2 separate regions of the Homo sapiens genome follow, and region 1 is linked to region 2. Evidence: read pairs that join two places in POLR2A ChIA-PET (ENCODE). Cell type or tissue: Caco-2. All regions are shown on one strand. Each heading gives the region's core, and the rest is flanking DNA. Links, peaks and the distances in the headings are about the cores only. Region 1 overlaps SMPD3 (sphingomyelin phosphodiesterase 3). Region 2 overlaps PLA2G15 (phospholipase A2 group XV).

The links. ChIA-PET counts read pairs that join two places held together with the same protein. Peaks named below come from ENCODE experiments on the same cell type or tissue, not always from the same donor. Only the 100,000 strongest peaks of a DNase experiment are listed, where the experiment ranks them.
Region 1: POLR2A ChIA-PET joins it to region 2 with 9 read pairs; 6 of 35 experiments call an interaction of 5 or more read pairs at or near these places.

What each region holds. Positions count from the first base shown.
Region 1 is chr16:68,382,734-68,390,132 of GRCh38, reverse strand. SMPD3 (sphingomyelin phosphodiesterase 3) reads left to right here. Exons shown (of 9, transcript NM_018667.4): 2 at 3,474-3,535. Among named protein-coding and RNA genes, the nearest start is that of SMPD3, 62 kb to the left of the region's middle. RefSeq lists enhancers at 444-1,271, 6,559-7,393, 7,394-7,399. In Caco-2, for the core only: no CTCF peak of the experiment used is centred there; DNase peaks (open chromatin) are centred at 2,615 and 3,322; H3K4me3 peaks cover 270 bases.
Region 2 is chr16:68,254,653-68,262,051 of GRCh38, reverse strand. It overlaps PLA2G15 (phospholipase A2 group XV), which reads right to left. Exons shown (of 6, transcript NM_012320.4): 3 at 7,015-7,133; 4 at 6,672-6,770; 5 at 6,062-6,286; 6 at 994-2,906. The coding sequence ends at 2,395. Among named protein-coding and RNA genes, the nearest start is that of SLC7A6, 6.2 kb to the left of the region's middle. In Caco-2, for the core only: no CTCF peak of the experiment used is centred there; DNase peaks (open chromatin) are centred at 3,901 and 4,621.

The DNA.
Region 1 (7,399 bases), core at 1,259-6,258, 130 kb before region 2:
AAGTCACCCTTGGTTTTATATGGTCTAAAAAGGAGAGGAACCCTCAGTTTCAGGAATTGCCCACCCCCTTCCTGGAAAACGCATAAATAATCCACCCCTCGTTTAGCACACGATCAAGAAATAACCATAAAAATAGCCAACCAGCACCCTCTGGGCTGCTCTGTCAATGAGGTAGCCATCCTTCTGTTTCTTCTCTAATGAACTTGCTTTCACTTTACTGTGTGGACTCACCCTGAACTCTTTCCTGTGCAAGGTCCCAGAACCCTTTCTTGAGGTCTGGATCAGGACCCCTTTCCCATAACACTGGGGACTTAAAGGTAACCCCTTCACTAGGGTTCAGTCAAGATTTTTCCCCAAGGTGAGCAGCTGCTCTTCACTCTCACTCACCCCAAACTTCAACTGTAGCATGAGGCTGGGAGGCCCCAGGTCTGCATGAGGTCTGACACTGACAGTCAGATGGAAGGCTGTGTGACTTTGGGTACATTACTAAACCTCTAGGCTCCAGCCTCATCGAAGGTACCTGGCCCCAGTATCACCATGTGGGTAAATAAATCAACCTCCTAGGTGCCCTTTGCAAACATTATTTCTGGACCTGTGAAGTCAGTGTTATCCTCATTTTAAGAAGGCAGCAACTGAGGCTTGGAGAGAGGCCCCAGGGAACAGGTCCATCCATCTCCACAGCTGGTTCTGCTACAAAGGAAAGGTGGAGGTATCCAGGAAACTGACCAAGCTCAGTGCATCTAGGGACATCTCCCGTGGAGCTGCACATCCATCAGGGGTCACCCCAGGTACTGGTCTGTGGTCTTGGGGCCTGTGGGATTGAGGCCTCCTGGTGGACAGGCAGGCAGGCAGGAGCGTGCTTGGGACCACTGCTGGCTCCAGACACTGCCTTGCTGTGCTAGGTAAACGGCCCACTTTCCACACCCGCCCCCCAGGCCCTCCCTGCTCTGCTCCTACTGCCTATTTAAGCCAGAGGCCTGACTCGGCCCAGGCACAAGCCAGCTGCCAGAGCCAGGAGAGCAGCATTGCAGGCCCTGCTCAGCCGGGATGAAAGGTTCTTCTGTTTCACCATTTCCTACCGGTGCGTTTTGAATGATGATGCTGAGCAGGGTTGGAGGCAGGAGCTGATTCTGCTTGCCTGGGAGTATATTGAGATGGGTAGCTGGCAGAGGGAGGCTCTGATTGAATTTTTCCCATTTCTAATCCCTGACTTGATGTGATCTTATTCTCAAAGAGGGAAAAAGTCTGTGGTTCGTGAAAGGATAGGGGGACAGCATATTTCAAAACAAGGCCTGGCTCAGAATATCAATGATCTGACATGTTTCTTTTTTCTTTGAGAAAAGAGAAGGGCCTATAATTTCAAGGTTGTCGAGATTCCATTTCCCCTCAGGAACCCCTCCCTAAATAGTCAGTTCTTGTCATTTAATTCTATTTTGAAAAAAACATGCAGGGATTTTTCAGAAGAGTTGGTGGGGCATGGGAGTGGGGTGGAGAGTGGGGAGGGGGCTGTGCAGCTGGTGGGGGACAGTTTGGGAAATGTCAGAGGCCAAAGATCCTGCTTGACAAACTTCTCACTCAGGGATGAGAGGTGAGCTCCTCCCCACTTAGAGAGAGGGCAGTGGGGGCTGGGAGTCACACAGGCCCAAATGGCTCAGGAGTGGCCTGCCTCCTTTATGTCTAATGCCAGATGCTTGTGAGCCTGTGGCCTGGGTCAGGTCAGCCCAGCAAGAGGGTGAAGGACAGAGGTGCATGCAGGTTGTCAGCCAACTGTGGGTGAAGAGGCAGGAGTCCCAGGGACAGAGGACAGGCCGGGACAGCAGGTCACCCTCTGCTTCCCGGCAGGCTGGACTCCCCAGGCTATGGGTGGGGAGGGATCCTGCCAGGTACTTGGCTCTGAGGGCAAAAGCCAGGGTGTCCACATGAACATAAGGGCTCCTGGGGAAGCCAGGTCACCACGTGCAGAGCATAGACCTGGGGGGCTCTGGCTTCCTTCTTCCCACTCTGATCTGGCAATATCAAGTGCCGGTGCTCATTTGGTCCTGGCCGTGGCCATCCAGGATCTTGTAGTGGCCCCTAATGTTACAGAGGAGGGAGCCTCTGAGGCTCAGAAGTTAAATGACTTGCCCAAGACCGATGGCCTAGACCAGAACCGGGTCTCATTAGAGCCCAAGCCTTTTCTGTGCAAATTCCTAGTGAGAAGGGAGCCAATTGTTTGCCGCAGAGGAGGCGCTCCTGCCAGCACTGCTGCTACATCTTCAGTTAGGGGACAGAGAATGGACGGGGCCTTGGCTTTCAGATTCTTCTGAAACACTTAGTTTGGGTGATTTGCAAAATAAGTGTACCTAAGGGATGCGGTGTGAAGAGTGATAGGTCACCCTACTCTGAATGGAGGGGTGGTAAGAGGGCTTTGGGCCGGGCCATGGGACGGGCTTAAGAAGGTGGAGCATGCAAGGACAGCCCTGGCTGTGCTGGGCATTGGGCAGGGGGCTGCTGAACTTGAAAGCAGAGACTGGGCCTGAGACAGGGGGCGGGCCCCGGAGCCAAGGATTCGGCAGATTAGTAGGGACAAGGCCTGGGACTGGGCCAACGGGCTCAGAGAGCTGCCTGGGGCCAGGGATCAGGGGCGGGGCCAGCACCTAAGGCCAGGGGCGGGACTAGTGGGCAAGGGCGGGGACTACAAACTGGGACTGGGGCCCAAGTGTGGAGGGCAGTGTCCCCAGAGCATAGTGCCAGGATCCCTCACCTCAGTCAGCAAGGGGAGCCAGTGACATCGTGTCCAAAGGCCTAGGTTCACATGAGTTCCCTCCCAGCTGTCTCCTCCAAAGACCCCGCTGGGTTCACAAAGTGTCCCACTGAGCCTCCCTTCCACTGACCTGCTCCCCCTTAGATAAGGGGGGAGCCACCAAATCCCTTTGGTTCCTCTCAATGTTGCTCTTCCTCCCCTAATCCACCCCATCCTGGTGGCCACTGTCCCTCTTCCCTGGCCTGGGTTCAGCTCTCCCCTACCCTCAGTATCTTAGGGAAGCAGAGATTGCACAAAGCTCCCAAAGCTCTGATTGTTCTGGTTCTAACTATCAGATTAAACCTGGGCCCTGCAGCTGGAGCTTTTGAATTCACCTCTTCCCCACCCTCCACCTTCACCCCGCACCCCCTGCGCCTGGCCTGGGTCCCAGTGTCGACGTGGAGGGCTCATCCATCCCACCCTCAGAGTCCTCTCCTCTTGGCAACCCTCCTCCTTGAAAATCTGTCACACAAACCTCGGGCCCCACCCACTGGGACTGCACTTCGTCCACTGGAACTGCCGGGCACACACCCTCGCCCTGGCGACGTGGAGGGTGTGGCAGTGCCTCTGGCCGCAGGTGAGGCCCCTTGGTCTTTGTACCTGGCTCACCTGTTCTGGGCTGCTCGGTGGCTGTCAGGTGAGCTCTGGAGATTGTTCCGGGCACCCCTGTGAACTGCTCATCTCCTTTCAGGTCTGCGGTGACAGCTCTTCTTCAGAGAGAAGGACAACAAGGTCCCAGTGGCCCCTCCTCAGGTAAAACCAAGGCTTCTGGAACCAGAGGGGTGGGGTGGGGGTGGGGAAGGGAGCGCTCCAAGCCTTTCCTCATGGGCTACTTGTTAGTATTTTTATAAAGAGATGCTGTGTGAGATTAGGAAAAGGCTCTCCCGCCTGTTAAAATGTTTGAAAACCACAGCTCTGGGGTAAGCAATTTGGAGCTGGCCATCTGGGTCCCATCCTGAACCTGACTCAAGCGGAGTGCAATACACCCAATCTATGGAGAAAACAATAACTCCCTCAATATATGGGAAAAGGATTTGAAGCAGCACTTCATAAAAGGAATCCAAATTAAGCATCCTGAAAAATGTAACCAGATACCACTGCCCACTAAACTATCAAAAACTTTTTTTTTTTTTTTTGAGACCCGTCTGTCTCTGGGGCTGGAGTGCAGTGGTGCAATCTCAGCTCACTGCAATCTCTACTTCCCGGGCTCAAGTGTTCCTCTCACCTCAGCCTCCTGAGTAGCTGGAACTACAAGTACACACCACCACGCCTGGCTAATTTTTGTGTTTTCTGCAGAGCCTGGTGTCGCCATGTTGCCTTAGCTGGTCTCCAACTCCTGGGCTCAAGCGATCTGCCCGCCTTGGCCTCCCAATGTGCTAGGACTACAGGCACAAGCCACTGTGCCCAGCCAAAAATCACATTTTTTAATGTTAAAACCCAGAGTTGGTAAGGATGTTGTGAAACACATATTCTCAAACAATCAGTAAATTGACAGAACCTTGGTAGAAAGCAGTTTGGCAATATGTATCAGAAGCGTTAAAGTTTACTGAGTAATTCTACTCTTGAATCCATCCCAAAGAAGTAATTCAGACTACTGGCCCATTCTCAGGAACAAAAGCAGAAACTAGTGACCCCTGACAGTCAGGAACCTCAGACTAGGAGCGAAAACAAGACTACTGTAAGAGCCCACTCCTTCTCAAATATTGACAAATTAAGCGTTGTCAGGGTTGCCAGGGTGGTCACCAGGCTGGGGGCAGGGAGATTTGGGGATCCAAGGTGGTGGTGACTGGATGGAAGAAAAAAAGGGGAAATAGATGAGACCAGCAGCTCGCAGGGAGGGAGGAAGAAGATCGTTGGAGTTTTCACCAATGGCTCAGTGGGGGTGGGTGACAAATGTAACCTTCAGGGGACTGAAAAAAGAGGCAAAGGTCTTGTTTTGTGGGAATCGAGGGGGATCGACAAGAAGGACAGTGTAGGGAATGTTACTCTTCCCCCAGAACGTGTCCTGGAAGTAAGGGTGGTGCTGGATGCTGCTCATTTACATATTTCTGGATATGTTTGCATATCACTTATATCAGCCTTGGCAAGAAAAGTAGAGAGAAAAAGGAAATTGGAGTCAGGTGACTTGGCTGCACCTCTCAGGGACTGCCATTTACTTCTCTGAGTCTCCGTCTCCTCATCTGTAAGTGGGGCCAGCTGTACCCATTTGGGGTAGTTGTGCAGTATAAATGCACCCCCAGTGTGAAAAGCATATTCTCTGAGGTGCTGGGTGACGCCTTCTCTGATATCCCCAAGAGGCGGCTGTTACTTCTGCAATTCTGATGCTCATGTCCAATCTCCCTCTTGTCTTTGCCATGGACTGGCTCATAGCTGTGTCCCCGCTTCAGGAGGGAAAGAGAAAGGAAGGAAGGGAGGGAATGAGTTTGAGGTCCCAAGCAGGCCGCAGGTGGCCTCAGATGAGGCCATTCTGGCTGCAGCTCCAGGTCAGCAGGGGGCAGGGCTGCCACTTGTTCTCAGTCGGCAGGGGTTCCTATTACCTTCCTACTCTACACACAGCTAGGGTCAGGTGATGGAATAAAATACTGAGTGCTTGCGGGGGGAGTGGGGGGCACAAGCTTTGTTCTCTTCATCTGGCCTCAGAGTTAGAAAACAGAACCCTCATTCCCTGGGACTGGAAGTTGGGATGGTGGGGGAGCACCTTACCCCCCAACCCCAGGGCTCCACATGGGCAGGGTCCCTGGTCCTGCAGAGACAACCCACAGAGTCACACACACAAGGCCGTCCCTCCTTCTGCTTTGAAGGATGGAATTTGCTGACATAGCTTGAGCCTCCTGTCTCTCAGTTCTGTTTTTAGCTTGATAGATCTGAAGGTGTCAGATCTATCAGGGGCTGGTTACCTCCCTTTCTAGTATGCAGACTGCAAGCTTGTGCAATACATGCACAGAAACACTCAGCTATCAAGAGAGAAAGGGCCTGTTTGGCCTCAGCCTAAGGTCCTCTAGTTATCCCAGGGGCCATGGGTGGACTGGCTGAGTTTTGATGAAGGGATCTTCTCTGTGAATCTTGAACCCTGAGTTCCTCTGCTGAGGCCATGTTCCTTCACACAGATGACGGCTGTCAGGGAACAGCCCCAACAGAAGTGTGGAGGCCTGGAAGGGCACAGTGGGGGACTGCTCGGGTCAGGGCCCCTGGAGCTCCAGGAGCAAGAGGAGACAGAGGAATCAGGCCACCAGATATAGCCTGCCCTTCCCTGCCTAGGTGCCTGGGCAACCTCCTGGAGTCCGCAGGCACTACTGAAGGGCCATAGGGGAGCAGTGTGGTATGATGTGTAGTTTAGAAAGACCCCACCAGCTGCCAGGTGGGCCAGAGGAGGGAGACAAGGTGGAATCTGTTACAGTGTCTAGGTTGGAGAGGGCGAGGCCTGAACTGGGATATGGCTGTGGGAATGGATCCAGGGGACTAGGGGGCAGAATTGTGAGCTGGGAAGAGGAGACAGGGTATGGAAGAGGTCCAGGGCCCAGAACTATTTGGGAGACAGAATTGTATGTGGGGAAGTGGGGGGAGGAGGAGTAATAAACTTCTAGAGGAAGATGTAGAGTTGTCAATCAAATACATGTGGTCAGAGATCAGGAGATACCTGGGCTGGCTGTCACCTGGAAACAGGTAACCCACAAGGGATCAGCCGAGAAGGGAGGGAAGAGGCAAGAGAAAGTCCAGCCCCTAGGAAGTGGGCAGGGAAGGGGCTCTGAGGGATCCTCCAAGGGCCCTGAGAAGGAGCAGTCCCATGGTGCGGGGAGCAAGAGGATGGCGCCAGGACCAAGGGGCAGCAAGTGGAGAACAGATGAGGAATGAGCCTCTTACACCTCCGGTTGGGCCTATTTCCTAAGGCCAATCTGGTTGAAACTGCATGGACTGTTTTCTCAGAGGTGCTGACCTCTGTTCTGGACGTTTTCTTTCCAAAACTTTACCAAGAAAGTCTAGTGAGACACTCTGTCTTCCTTTTCTCTTGTGGTGTGCGGGGGAGGGCAGGCAGCCTCAGGTGGGTTGCCATCCAGACCCCCAACCAGCCAGAGGGCCACTCAGCCCTCCTGGAGTTCAGGACAGATGCAGCCAGCATGCTCTGAGCAGAAGGGATGACTTGAGCCAGCTTGCTCTGCACAGTGTAGGTGGGATGCTATCCGGACAGGCTAAGCATTTAAGTTAAACAAACCTGGCTGGGCGCAGTGGCTCAAGCCTGTAATCCCAGCACTTTGGGAGGCTGAGGCGGGTGGATCACCTGGGGTCAGGAATTCGAGACCAGCCTGGCCAACATGGTGGAACCCGATCTCTACTAAAAATACAAAAAAAATTAGCTGGCACATGCCTGTAATCCCAGATACTCGGGAGGCCGAGGCAGGAGAATCGCTTGAGCCCAGTGGGGGGTGGAGGTTGCAGTGAGCAGAGATTGCACCATTGCACTCCAGCCTGGGCGACAGAGCGAGACTCCATCTCCAAAACAAAAAACAAAACAAAACAAAACAAACAAAAAAACTAACTGGGGGCAAACTAAGTGAATGCAGGGGATCCTCCCCTCAGGCCCGTGTTCCCCAGCTGCCCCTCCTGGAGGATGCCTCCTTG
Region 2 (7,399 bases), core at 1,122-6,121:
ATGCTGATCCTTAAGCCTCCTCTGATTCCATGCCCTTTCTCTCTGCAGCTATGAAACTGAGGGTGATGGTGAAGCTAAAATGGGTCAGGGATGAGTGGGGTGCCATGAGTAGGGGGGTGTCAGGGCCAAGCAGGGAGTCAGGTTGGGCAGGGCCTGGGGTGAAGCTCCCTTTCATGTTGTCATCCTTTTACTGAGGCCAGAGCTGCAGCTGGACCCCAGTATTTTTACCACAGGCATTTTTACCCCCACTCTGGGTCACCTCGTCCTTCCAGGTTTGGCTAACAGGTGGTTCAGTGAGAGGGTTCAGGGCGCCCTCTTGTGGCCCCTGGTGTATCAAAGTCTGGCGCCCCAGCTTGTGGGGCTGAGTTAAGACAGAACTGGGTACCGGCTGGGCTCTGGACTACAAAATTCAGGCTGGGACCCTATCCCCTATCCATGTTTCCTTGGCTCTGTCTCTGTTTCTGTCTTTGTCCATACCAGTCTCAGCCTAGTAGTCTCTTTTCCTCCCTTGATCTCTCTCATCTGTACCTCCCCAGGGGTACAGATGGCAGGCTGATGAGCTGAAGATGCAAAGAAGGGTGGCATCCTAAAAAGAACTCTAGGTTCAAAGGATGCTGACACTTGCAAGCTGAGGGAGGACAGAGGCTGGGAAGGAGGGTGTAGCCAGGGTGACCTGCAGGACTGTCCTTGCTCCCAGCTCCTGGGTGGCATGTGGGGCCTGCTGACCAGGCAGGAGCAGGGGGAGGACAGGACCCCATTTCCACAGGAATGTTTCAGGTTCTGGTTCTTAGTCCCAGGAAGGGAACTGGATTCCAGGAGAGAGGACAGGAGGATGAGGTCCACAGAAGGGCACAGGAACCATGCTTTGATGCTGAGACAACCTGTCAAGGCTCCTGTAAAGGCCCAGCCCCTAATTTCCTGCCTCTGTAGCCACCTTGTACCTCCACCACCTCCCTCCCCTCATGCTCAGAGCAGAATGTAGGCCAGGGCACCTTACAGCATCCAGAGTACTTTTATTGCCAGAATCCAGATACAGCCTGCTCAGAGCCCCATGTGGGGCCACTCAGGAACAAGGGGAGACAGATGCCAGGCATGTATGCAACAGAGAAAATCCAGCTGCACAGAAACCCTGTGGGAGAGCAGCTCAGTCCAGCGTGAAGGCGTCTTTGGGAACCCCACCTAGAGGCTGTACCCTTTTCTCGGCCTGTGGCCAGTCACCCACTTAGAGCCTACTGCCATGAAGGCAGCCCTGACTCTCCATGCCTGCTGCCACAGGGAGATCCATGGAGCACCCTGGGGCAGACAGAAAGCCCCTAGGGGGGCCTCAGGGGACCCCTGGCTCTCTCAGGGTCCCATTCAAGTTTCTGGGCTAGTCCCAGCACTAAGCTGGGTGCTGGCCAGGGTGGATAGGAGCCCCATCCTCAGCCCTGTGCTGACCCACTTGGTACTAGTGAGACCCTAGGGCAGGGTGGCAGTGTGATGGTGGGGTTAGCAAGAGGTGCAGCTCAGGGAAGCTGCGAGCAGCCTTGGCTGCTTCCTTGGATTCCCTTTCTCCATAGGTTCCCAGAAGGCCATGGCTCCAACCCCTGCTCTCATCCTTGGAACCACAGTCCCAGGGTGAAGGGAGGCAGCTTCAGTCCTGGGGCCAATAGCACATCCGAGGAAATCAGGGCCCCTGGAACACAGCCTGCGGGACTGGGGGCACATCTGCTGCCCAATCCAGAGCTTGAATGCTCCTGGTGGTAAGGGAGGTAGGAGTGGAGTGAGATGTCCCAGGGCCTGGGAACCACGAAGAACGCAACAAACTGCCCCTGCCTGCAGGAGCTACTAGGCTCGCCCAGGAAGCCAGTCAGGCTGGCCACCAGCTAAGCCACAGGGAAGCCAGCAGCTCTAGCTACCCATGACCAGTGGCAGGCCTATCTGTGGCTGGTGTGTGGGAAGGGTCACCCGAGGGGCCAGGAGCCGATCCCTGGGACCTCTGGGTACAGGACCACAGCCCAGTAACATCCCTCATAGGAAGGCTGCGGGGCCAGGGCCCAGTAGGCAAGTATGAAAAGCCCACAGGAATAGGGGGGACACATGGCCCCAGGCAGGGACTGGGACCAGGGCCCAGCCAGTCCACCCTGTGGAGCCAGTCCTAAGGTCACAGCAGTTCCACCATCAGCAGCATTCTTGCCATCCAGTGTCCCTTGAGTCTAGACTCTCATTTCTTCCTTCTTCACTGCCACAGAGAAAGGATAACAAACAGCACTTCCCCATGGCAGATGCTTCACAGTCCAAGACTCGGGGCCTTGAATGGTGAGTCACAAACTTTGCAAAACGCGTGGGCCATGACAGCCCCAGAGGCCAACAGCAGGTCCACGGCCGAGCCACAGGAGTCCTGTGGCACAGGAGTCAGGGCCCAAGGAGCACACGTTTCAGATAGGCCAGGGTGGTGGCGTTGGCCAGCATCTCGATGTGCTCGCTGCCTGGCAGCTCCTGCAGCAACACTTGGTGCTCCTGGCGGCTCTGCCAGGCCTGGCACTGCAGGGCACTCTTCAAGTTCACAGTACCATCGCCGTCACCAAAGCAGATTTTAGGGTCACGGTCAGGGAAGCTCTCATAGTAGAAGGAGTCTGGTGTGGGGACGCCAGTACCATAGAGGCAGTGCAGCTGCACGCCAGGTGGCATCGTGGCTTCCACCAGCCCTTCTGTGTCCTGCCGCATGAGCCAGCCATCTTCAAAGCCGATGTCCTGGAAGAACTTGCGGTAGTCCCGCAGTGTGTAGTTGATTGTGGGTGTCTGCACGAACACCTTCTCAGGTGACCATGTGTAGTTGTAGGGCAGCAGCCAGCTGGTGGAGACAGCTGACCGCTGCTGCTCCCGGATCTTCAGGGGCCCGATGACTGGGATCCGGTTGTTGTCTCCTGCAGGGAGAAGGCTCTGGTCAGTCTGTGCTTAGGAATGCCAGCTGGTTGGGCAGCATGTTCACCACCAGGCCCCTGCCAGACCCCAGCCAGGGGCCCAGTCCACAGTCCCGCATCTCTACCCGGTTATCATCATTGTAATCACTGTGACTCCCATCCCTGCCTTGGCTCTTTTTTTTTCTTTTTGAGACAGGGTCTCACTCTGTTGCCCAGGCTGGAGTATAATGGCATGATCACGGCTCACAGCAGCCTCAACCTCTCAGGCTCAACCAATCCTCCCGCCTCAGCCTTTGGAGTAGCTGGGACTACAGGTATGCGCCACCATGCCTCATGCCTGGCAAATTTTTCCTTTTTTTTTTTTTTGAAGTAGGGTCTCATTCTGTCACCCAGGCTGGAGTGCAGTGGTACAGTCTTGGCTCACTACAACCTCCACCTCCTGGGTTCAAGTGATCCTCCTATGTCAGCCTCCTGCATAGCTGGAACTACAAGCACGTCCCACCACGCCTGGGCTAAAAATGTTTCCACTTTTTATACAGATGGGGTCTTGCTATGTTGCCCAGTTTGCTTGCCTTGGCTTTTATTGTTTCTCTTTATTTTTGCTACATCTGGGAACCACACATCCAAGCTATGTTTTGTTTTTTTTGCTTTCCTCACCAGGGAGTAAGGCGGCACATACCCACAGGGTGATTTATGATGCTTCCTTGCCTGTAAACTCTACCATCCTCCAAGTGCTGATCAGGCCTGTGGGCACTGACCTAGTCTAAAGTGAGTCAGCAGGTTGGCAACTCGGAGATGACATGTTCTGCTTTCCCTTTTATGACACTGAACTGTGTACCAGTTTTTCTTTTCCTAAGCTCAGACCAGCGTTCAGCCAGCCGTGGCCTCATTCCACCCACTTGCATGTGCGCTGACCTGGGCAGCCAGGCGTGCTGGAGACAGGGCACGAGGGGAGGCTGCAGATGGAGGCGGAGTCCCTATACACAGGAATGTGAACAACACAAACACCCGGCAGTCAGGGAGGCCTCCAGGAAGTAAAAGCTGCAACTTGGGAACAGGGGCCTCTGGCCTGTTCAGGATCCATGGTCACCCATCACCCCACCCTGTATCTGAAAGCAGGGAGGCCTCTCAGACTGACTGTAGGGCCTCAGCTCTGCCTGCTGTGGCCTGGCTGGGGGACCCCTGAGGCAAGGAAAGCCCCTAGGGGTGCACGGACTTCCACCTCCCCGCACCACACACCCAGTCCTGGACTGCCAAGGCAGGACAGAACAGCTTCCCAGCCTTTGAAACAAAGCTCTAAGGGGACTCACAGAGAAACTCTGAAAGGGGCCGGGGCTACCTGTCTAAACTCAGGGTATGCCCACATCCGTCCCTCCAGGCCCAGGCTAGACCGAAGTGGTGGCTATAATGAGTCCTCACTAAATCTGAGTGTCTTCCAGCCAACTCAGAGTCACTGGGCCTGACCCAATCACAATGCCAGTAGACCAAGCAGGTCAAGCAGTGGCAGGCACTTGAGCTCATGAGATGCTTGGCACAGCCCTGGCTCATAGCTCCCAAAGTGAGGGTCCATAAGCCTCCCCCAAGTCCTAGCAGAGGGAGGAAAGCTCCCTTCTAGAGGAAGAAGCTCTACTCTACAGCTGCAGCTGGTGAGCTGCAACAGTCATGAAAAGACGGGGGAGGAGCCATAAAAGGGGTGGCTTTCCCAATTGCCAGGCAAGCAGGCCCAGCCAGATCTGCACCTGCTTCCTCCCTGTGTTGCCTACAGAGGCTCCGTGCTGCCCACAGATGGAGGCGCAACTCATAAATAAAAAACTGTAGTCTAGAGGCCAGGTGCAGTGGCTCATCCTTGTAATCCCAGAACTTTGGGAGGTCAAGGTGGGCAGATCATTTGAGGTCAGGAGTTCAAGACCAGCCTGACCAAAATGGTGAAACCCCATCTCTACTAAAAATACAAAAAAATCTGGCCGGGTGCGGTGGTTCATGCTTGTAATCCCAGCACTTTGGGAGGCTGAGGCAGGCAGATCCTCCTGACTTGAGGTCAGGAGTTAGAGACTAGCCCGGCCAACATAGTGAAACCCAGTCTCTACTAAAAATACAAAAATTAGCCGGGTGTGGTGGTACGCGCCTGTAGTCCCAGTTACCCGGGAGGCTGAGGCAGGAGAATCACTTGAACCTGGAAGGTGGAGGTTGCATGAACCAAAATCACGCTACTGCACTCCAACCTGGATGGCAGAGTGAGAAAGACCCTGCCTCCAAAAAAAAAAAAAAAATGCTCTAGCCTTCCTCCTCTGCGGTGAAGGTGGGGATGAAGAAGTAAGGATGGGGTAAGAGGGAGGGATGGCCAGGCACAGTGGCTCACACTTGTAATCCCAGCACTTTGGGAGGCCGAAGCGAGTGGAACATCTGAGGTCAGGAGTTCAAGACCAGCCTGGCCAACATGATGAAACCTCATCTCTACTAAAACACAAAACTTAGCCAGGCATGGTGGCGGGCACCTGTAATCCCAGCTACTCAGGAGGCTGAGGCAGAATCGCTTGAACCCGGGAGGCAGAGGTTGCAGTGAGACAAGATTGCACCACTGCATTCCAGTCTGGGTGACAGAACCAGACTCTGTCTCAAAAAATAAAAATTAAAAAAAAAACAGGGCTGACCCAAGAGAATAGTCATTGTGGAGACCAAAGCAACTCCATTTTGGATACTAATCCACCATGTTGGCTTCTGATTAACCCCAGATCCAGGAAGGCCACTGAGATTTCCACTTTATCTACTGTTTCTTGTGCACGTACTTAACCATAAATCAAAACAGCCTCTGTGTTATCATCCTTCAATGTTCAACACATCGCATCGGAGTCGCCCTTTCCCTACAGAATATAAGCTCTGGGTCTGGGGGCTAATAGTGTGGGGATCCACCATCTTGTCTTGCCCCCACCTGAGACACAGATGTGGCTTCTATTCGTATGTCCCTATTAAATGCTTTTCTCTGAGAAACTAGATTTGTCAGCCTCTTTCTTCTTTGGACTTTTAGGGGTAGATTTGCATAGACCCCACACACCGTGGGACAGACACGAGGCATGCTGGCCCAGGAGGACACTTAGGAAGGGAAGAGAGGGCAGAATTCCTGGCAACAGCCCCCCACGCTGGGCCAGGTAGGGTCTTACCTGAAGCCAGGACGCGCAGGGTCTTGGCCACGCCCCCCCAGGGCGCACCCAGTGACACGAAGGCCCGGATATACTTGTCCTTCCAGGCCTGCGGCTGCCGCTGCAGAAAGTAGAGCGTGTACATGTTGCCCATACTGTGGGCAACCAGCACCACGGGGCCCCCATACAGCTGGTACATCTCCTCGATCATCTCGCGGAGGGCCAGGAAGTAGGGCCCGTTTTCATCTGCAGGCCAGAGCCAGGCAGGGGTCAGGTGGGAAGGGTCCTGGAGCCGGAACCACTGAGCTTTTCTCAGGCCAGACACAAGACGAGAGGGGGAGGGGAGGGTGCTCACATTCAAACAGAGCGGTCTGGGTCCCCCCGCCTTCCATGAAGGGAGGAAGCCTTATATTTCTCCCCAGGGCTCACAGGCCCAGAGGTCCCAGGGTGGGAAATGGAGGACAGGATAAGACTGACCAAAGGTGGTGGCTGTGACCACTAGACTGGATGCCAGAGGCCCAGGGACAGGAGACAGCCAAGGACAAGGGGAGAGCCCAAGGTCTGTGGTGCCCATGATCACCTCACCCCTACCTCCCGAGACGTCAGGGAGGGAATGAGAGTGCCTGCTTACTTGGGGCTCGGCGCCAGTCATAGGGAGCCCCTCGGACATCCTCACCCCGTGTGTAGCCCCAGCCCACAAGGCTCTCCACCATGGTGTGGAAATAGGAACCTGTAGACAGAAATACAGAGGATAAGAAAAGATACAGCTAGTGCCGGCCACCTACACTATGCCCAGCATGGAGACTGTGACAGCTAGCAGGTCCTTGGAAGAATGCTACAGGGCTCTGTGCCCACGCTGATCAGAGACAGCTCACAGGCTGTCCCTACAAACCAGCAGAGTTCCTCCAGCTCCAGCTCCAGTCCGGCAGAAACCCCATCCCAGCTCCCGGAGGCCTTGAGTAAGGGCTACATACCCACGCTGCTTTTGCTGGGGTCCAGGAACTCCAGTGAGAAGGTCTTCCCAAAGCCAGGGACACGTACATCCACACCATCAGGAAACTGGGTGGCCCTGGATGTTTTGTTGTAAACCAGCCTGTTGTGAGAGGATATTGAGCCAGTGACCCGGAGGGGACACTGAGCTTGGTGTGTCCCAACAGTGCATCATGTCCTGAGTCATACTCCCTTCTCATGCCCAGGTTTGGTCAGATGGATAGGAGAGACCGAAAAGTAACAAAGCAGGTTGATAAAGCACAGATCACCTGTAATCCCAGCACTTAGGGAGGCTGAGGTGGGAGGATCACTTGAGGTCAGGAGTTTGAAACCAGCCTGGCCAATATGGTGAAACCCTGTCTCTACTAA